2 separate regions of the Homo sapiens genome follow, and region 1 is linked to region 2. A link is a contact called in ENCODE Hi-C data. All regions are on one chromosome and are shown on one strand. The core of a region is the stretch at or near the end of the contact, and the rest is flanking DNA. Distances in the headings are between cores, read along the strand shown. Region 1 holds the start of VCAM1 (vascular cell adhesion molecule 1). Region 2 has its middle 42 kb from the start of AGL.

Region 1 (3,664 bases), core at 526-3,025, 910 kb after region 2:
ATAGTGAGGGACTTGATCAAACATTTGCCAAGACCACTATGAGTTAAATGAATAGATTAGGCATTTCTCCAATGTTGCAAGCTTCGAATCATATCCAAACTCAGAACAACATAGCTTGGTCATAATGATCCCAAGGATCCTATTGGCCATTGTCTTTGAGCCTCAAAGGAACATATTAAAACTCCATAATACCCTTTTGATCTATTCTGAAGTTAAGTAGTGAATTTACATGATGATGACACAAACACTGTAAAGGACCTCTGGGTTACTTGTTTATAAGCTAGTATTTCCTGAATCAATTTTTCTGATCCCTAGATATTTGGTAGGTGAAGTCATACCTATATATCCCCACACCCTAGAACAGCATCTCCAACTTATTTTTCCCTCCTTGTCTTTTAGTGGGAGCCACATCAGTATCCAAGAGGAGATCCAGAAGCCTCTCCAACCAGGTAGGGACAGTTATAGATTCCAGACCTCAGCTATGGCCTTTGTTACAGAGTACAAATGTTATATAGTACAAGTTTATTGTACACATCCCATTGAGTCTCTGAGCTTTAGAATTTTCTTGTAGAATTTAACAGTTTTTTCATGCCGTATTTACATATTATTGCTAGTATTTAGAATTTTCTTCTCCAAATGTATAACGTTTATTATTGCATTTTTTGTATCCACTAAGTGGAAAATCATGCATTAGATATTGTAGAAGTAGATACAACAATGAACAAGAACTGGTCCTGACCATGAGAGGAACTGATGATCCAATGGGGGAGATAGACCTGCACGTGTTTAATAAAAGGAAGTGGCTATTCCGGTTTCTTTTTGATGGGCAAGCATTTTGCAAGGCCTTGGGCTATGTGTGTGCAAGGCTAAGCCAGTTAGTTAATTGGGATTTTTTTAAAAAGGCACTTCACTGGGGGGAAAAGGAACATAGAGTTGGTTATTGTCCCCTTGCCTATAATAAAAACCTATTATTTTTAATTTTTTAACTGGGTTTGCGGTTAAATCTCACAGCCCAAGAGATTTGCCACTTCAGATGGATTCCATACACTTGCATTTAAGTATGCAAAAAAATTCCAATTATCCAGCAATTTAACCAAATTATTGGTAACTTTTCTAAAACAAAAAAAAATTGTTTCCCTTGTTTTGGCAGCAATTTCAGTTACAGTCCTTTACTTTCTACTCAAGAAAATAGTTTCAAAAAGTTGATGTTTGTTGCTAAAAGAACTATTTTTATGAATAAATATAAAACTAAGAAGTTATGGTGTCCCTTTTTTAAAAAATGACTCATCAAAAGAAATAACTTTTTCCTTTCTCTTGTAAGAGAAAAAAATTAATCTCTTTTAGAATTGCAAACATATTTCCTTGATGGAGAAAATCAATTCACATGGCATAGTCGTTATTTATCCAGTTCAAAAACCAGAGTAGAATTTACTACTCTGTCTCCATTTTTTCTCTCCCCACCCCCTTAACCCACATTGGATTCAGAAAGCTTCATTCTGCAATCAGCATTGTCCTTTATCTTTCCAGTAAAGATAGCCTTTTGGAGTCGAAGATGAGGAAAAGCCTGTATTTTATAGTCTTGGAAGTGTCTTCTTTTGCCAGGACAGAGAGAGGAGCTTCAGCAGTGAGAGCAACTGAAGGGGTTAATAGTGGAACTTGGCTGGGTGTCTGTTAAACTTTTTTCCCTGGCTCTGCCCTGGGTTTCCCCTTGAAGGGATTTCCCTCCGCCTCTGCAACAAGACCCTTTATAAAGCACAGACTTTCTATTTCACTCCGCGGTATCTGCATCGGGCCTCACTGGCTTCAGGAGCTGAATACCCTCCCAGGCACACACAGGTGGGACACAAATAAGGGTTTTGGAACCACTATTTTCTCATCACGACAGCAACTTAAAATGCCTGGGAAGATGGTCGTGATCCTTGGAGCCTCAAATATACTTTGGATAATGTTTGCAGCTTGTAAGTTATTTCCCTTCATCTGTTTCAAATGTTAGCATTCAATTTTAGCCCTGGTTTTGGCTTCAGTCAGTTTTGCGATAGTAGTGAAGTAAAGACACTAGGATTTTAAACAGTAGGAAAAGTTAATTTAGTCTAACTTTTAATATGCAATTGAGTTTTGCTATATACCATTGTACTGTCATAGTTAGAGCTGAAAATTGATGTTTTTGGTATCTTTTTTTCCAAAGGCAATTGAGTAATTTGGATTCTGTCTCTAGTCGGTCTGTCTCTTTAGTTTCCTATACTTGACAATGAGGTCAAACTTAGCAAATAACAAAACAGCTTTGATAAATGGGCATCAAGGTTGGAACTGAGAATTCTCTCTACTGAAGATGATTCCATAAACTTTTTTGGCAGTGACTTCGGTGCTTTTTGGCTACCTTGCAGTTAGTTTGAAGCAGCTTAGGAAAGAGATCAGTCTGATCATATTTTAGACATTATACAGAGAAGAAGGAGGAGAATACTAGACAAACTAGTGGTAAATTTGCTTCTGTCTTTTTTTGCTTTTGCAGCTCAAGCTTTTAAAATCGAGACCACCCCAGAATCTAGATATCTTGCTCAGATTGGTGACTCCGTCTCATTGACTTGCAGCACCACAGGCTGTGAGTCCCCATTTTTCTCTTGGAGAACCCAGATAGATAGTCCACTGAATGGGAAGGTGACGAATGAGGGGACCACATCTACGCTGACAATGAATCCTGTTAGTTTTGGGAACGAACACTCTTACCTGTGCACAGCAACTTGTGAATCTAGGAAATTGGAAAAAGGAATCCAGGTGGAGATCTACTGTGAGTGCTTTAGAAAATCTTTGTTTTTCTCTCAATTTTACTTTAAAATCACTTTTTAAAAATGATATTTTAAAAAAAGTTTTAAAATGGATATTCATGTACAGATTCTTGGCTAAAGAACATACAACATCAGGAAAGCTAGGGACAGCTAAGGCCAACATGAGAGAGAGCAGGAATCCAAATCTTGGCTTCTATTTCTACCTCTGCCACAAACACAGTGACCATGTATAAGACTCAACCTCTCTGGGCTCTGGTTTCCTTAGCTGTAAAATGATCATTTCTAAGTTTCTTTTTGTTTTATTAAAAAATATTTCCATTTGATTACATCCTTACATGTTTACTTGCTTATGTGTCTGATTGATTTATGAATTCCATCCTTCAGGGATTTTCTATTCATTTATTCTTATGCAATTTGATGCTTAAAATTAGTTTAAACATTAAGTAGATCTATAATTAGTAATATGTATTAGTATAAAAGTGTTCTTCTTAGACATAATTGTTAATATCTGGAAACATTTCAATCATTTGACTTTGGTGTTGACACATTTAGGATTTTTTTTTGGTTTTTTTGGTGCCATGAAGCCTTGGTGCTCAACCGCTCAACTTCAAAGATATTTATATAATGAACTAGATTTGCCTCATGAAAGTGAGTGGATGTCCCTAGTTTACCAGCCTGACAAAATGCATCCCACTCCATTCTCCATTCAGCAAACAAAGTTAGCAAGAGGAGTAAAAAACTAACCAGACATAAATCATTTGCCTTTTGTTACTGATGGCCTCTCTTTCTAAAAAACTGAACCCATTTACGGTCATGTCTTCATGAAGACCTCATTTGATTATAATTACTTTGGTTTCGTTTTATTGTACCGGAGCTCAACT
Region 2 (3,428 bases), core at 662-3,161:
TCTAACTTACCGAACATCATAGTTTAGCCTAGCCTACCTTAAACATGCTTGGAACACTTACATTAGCCCACTATCAGGCCAAATCATCTGGAAACACAGTACACTGTAGAGTACCCAGTTGTTTACCCTTCTGATTGTGTGGCTGACTGGGAGCTGTGGCTTGCTGCCACTGCCCAGCATGGAGAGAGAATATTGTACTGTATATCACTAGCCTGTGAAAATATCAAAATTCAAAATACAGTTTCTCCTGAATACTTAACGTCCTTTGTCCCATCATGAAGTCACAAAAATCATAAGTTGAACCATAGTAAGTCAAGGACTGTCTGTATAAGCTCACAGAATCTGGGCATAGCTTAACTGGGTCCTCTCCTTCAAGGTCTCTCATCAGGCTGCAATCAAGGTGTTGGCCAAGGCTGTGATCTCATCTGAAAGCTCAACCGAAGAGGATGATCTGCTTCCAAGTTCATGTGGTTGTTACAATTCCCTGTGTTTTGTTGGACTGAGAGCCTCAATTTCTTGCAGCTGACAGCCAGCAGCCACCCTCAGTTTCTTTTCACTGAGTCTCCCTAGCATGGCTGCTTGCTTCATGCATGCAAACCCAGAAGGCGATCAAGAGAGTCTGCTAGCATGTAAATTAGCGCAACCACTATGGAGAACAGTTTGGTGGTTCCTCAAAAAACTAAAAATTGAGTTACTATATGATCCAGCAATCCCATTGCTGGGTATACCCAAAAGAAATGAAGTCAGTATATTGAAGAGATATCTGCACCCCTATGTTTGCTGCAGCACTGTTTACAATAGCTAAGATTTGGACAAACTAAGTGTCCACCAACAGATGAATGGATAAAGAATATGTTATACATATACACAATGGAATACTATTCAGCCATAAAAAGAATAAGATCCCATCACTTACTACAACACAGATGGAACCGGAGATCATTTTACTAAGTGAAATAAGCCAGGCACACAAAGACAAACACTGCATGTTCTCACTTATTTGTGTGATATAAAAATTAAAACAGTTGAACTCATGGACATAGAAAGTAAAAGGACAGTTACCAGAGGTTGGGAAGGATAGTGTGTGGGGCAGGGAGAAGGTGGGAATGGTTAATGGGTACAAGAAAATAGAAAGAATGAATAAGACCTATTTTATCATTTACCTATTTTATCATTTATCTGTTGTGCTATCGCACAACAGAGTGACTATAGTTAATAATAACTTAATTGCACATCTTAAAATAACTCAAAGAGTGTAAATGGATTGTTTGTTACTCAAAGAATAAATGCTTGAGGGGATGGATACCCTATTCTCCATGATGTGGTTATATCACATTTCATGCCTGTAATCAAAACATCTCATGTACCCCATAAATATATACACCTACTATACCCACAAAAATTAAAAAATAAAACTAAAAAAGAGAGTCTGTTAGCAATACAGAAGTTACAATACTGTCCAGTGTAATTGCAGTGTGACATCCCATCACCTCAGCCATATTCTGTTGGTTAAAAGCTAGTCACAGGTCTCATCCACACTCCTGTGAAGGGATTACATAAGCCATAATATCAGGGACAGGGACATATGGAGCCCATTTTAGAATCTTTCTGCCTCAAACTGGTTCATCAAAAACTCTGAAAGTCACTGGAGTATCAGCAGCATGCTTTAGTAGAGCGTAACATAAGAGAAGAAGAAAGTATTTAGTAGTGGAATCTTCTCGTCAGTGTAAGAGCACAGAGAACCTAGAGGGACTTGGGAACAATCTGAGGCTGAAGGATACTAAAACAAACTAGAATTCCTTGTATTTTTGTTTCGGACCAGCCTTAAAAGGGAAACACATTAAAGTCAGTAAATGTAAATAACCACACGGTGGCAGTAGATGCCAAGAAATTTTAAGTGTTACGTGTAACTGAGGGCATGGAAGAGCAAGTTTATCTCCCTATATGGCCACCCACGTTTTCCTTTCTGTCTGACTGCTGGAAGGAAAGGGGGAGGTAACTAGAATCTTTCCACACACTCATCCCTGAAGCACTACCCATAAAGTATTACCACTGAAGAGTGAGGACATAGACAGTTCACTGTATTCCTCCCCCAATTCCTAGAAGAGTAGTAAGGGTCTTAAGGCGGGAGAATGAGACCTCCTGAAATACTTATGAAGCCTTCCCTTATCAAGTACTCACAGCCAAATATTTCAGAGTGGCGTTAATTAAAACAATGTCATACTTGGTCTGCTGTGAAGCCTGCCTAGTTCAGAGTTGATACCACTGGGGAAATCCCAGGGGAAAATAAGTGTCAAATAAAAGAAGGAATATTATTTCCACAAATGAGAGACATTAAGGATAAAGGCTTAACACCATATAGGCATGCCTCACATATATATACAGTGCATATATTCACACGTACACTGTACAGAATTCCATAGTTAGCATTACCCAGTCAGAGTGACTAGATCTGGCATTAATAAAAGAGGAGATAACTCAACAGAATTGAGTGCTCCAAAGTTGTATTACGAGAGAGGTTTTATTATCTGAGTTTATGTATAAACCGAGAAATCTTAATAAGACCTTTTCTGATTGTCTCATATCTTCTTAATTAGTCCATATCCAAAGGGGTTAATAACTGGCACTGTTCGAATTTGTTTAATCCTGAGATATTCTACAAAGGCAGTTTGGTGTTACAAAAGTGAAAGTTCCTTATATGTTTAGGTTTTCTTTTTTTCATAGACAAGGTCTCACTATATTGCCCAGGTTGGTCTCAAACTCCTGGACTCAAGCTATCCTCCCACCTCAACCTCCCAAAGTGCTGGGATTACAGGCACGACCCTCTGTGCCCAGCTACGTTCTTTTTCTAGGTAATATAACATTCCCTTTTGCTAATAGATGGGCCAAAGAGTTTGAAAGTGCCTCATCAAATCTAAAATGGTTGTGTTTGTTTTATATAAATGACAATGGTCCAATAGTTGGCTAGTCTTGGAGGGTTGGTAAATTTCTTTCTTTCTTTTTTTTTTTTTTTTTTCTGAGATAGGGTCTCACTCTGTCACACAGGATGGAGTGCAGTGGCATAAACACAGCTCCCTGTAGCCTCTATCTCCCAAGCTCAAGTGATTCTCCCACCTCAGCCCCACAAGTAGCTGGGACCACAGGTGCAATCCTCCCACCTCAGTCCCCCAAGTAGCTGGGACTACAGGCATGCGCCACCAAGCCCAGCTAATTTTTGTATTTTTGTAGAGACCAAGTTCCACCATGTTGCCCAGGCTGGTCTCCAACTCCTGAGCTCAGGCATTCTGCCCAGCTCAGCTCCCCGAACTGCTAGGATTACAGGTGTGAGCCACCATTTCTGCCCAAGCGTTGGTAAATTTTTAACATTATCTTTTGCCAACTATATACCCATACAAATCACAATAATATGTAATCACCTGAGGAGTTAA

Evidence for each region. A loop is a pair of places that touch in the nucleus more often than their neighbours do. Pooled maps may share reads with other maps.
Region 1: a pooled map shows a loop between it and region 2 (2.1-fold over the local background). The contact joins the promoter of VCAM1 here to the enhancer-like site in region 2. A Hi-C loop is called at or near these places in 1 of 37 single-sample maps with no recorded cell type and 1 of 50 pooled maps.

What each region holds. Positions count from the first base shown.
Region 1 is chr1:100,717,967-100,721,630 of GRCh38, forward strand. It overlaps VCAM1 (vascular cell adhesion molecule 1), which reads left to right and starts at 1,776. Exons shown (of 9, transcript NM_001078.4): 1 at 1,776-1,958; 2 at 2,510-2,785. The coding sequence starts at 1,895.
Region 2 is chr1:99,806,965-99,810,392 of GRCh38, forward strand. No RefSeq gene overlaps it. Among named protein-coding and RNA genes, the nearest start is that of AGL, 42 kb to the right of the region's middle. RefSeq lists an enhancer at 2,310-2,810. Within about 2 kb of position 1,912, at least 4 of the 41 ENCODE cell types and tissues checked have a DNase peak (open chromatin) inside an H3K27ac peak, as active enhancers do.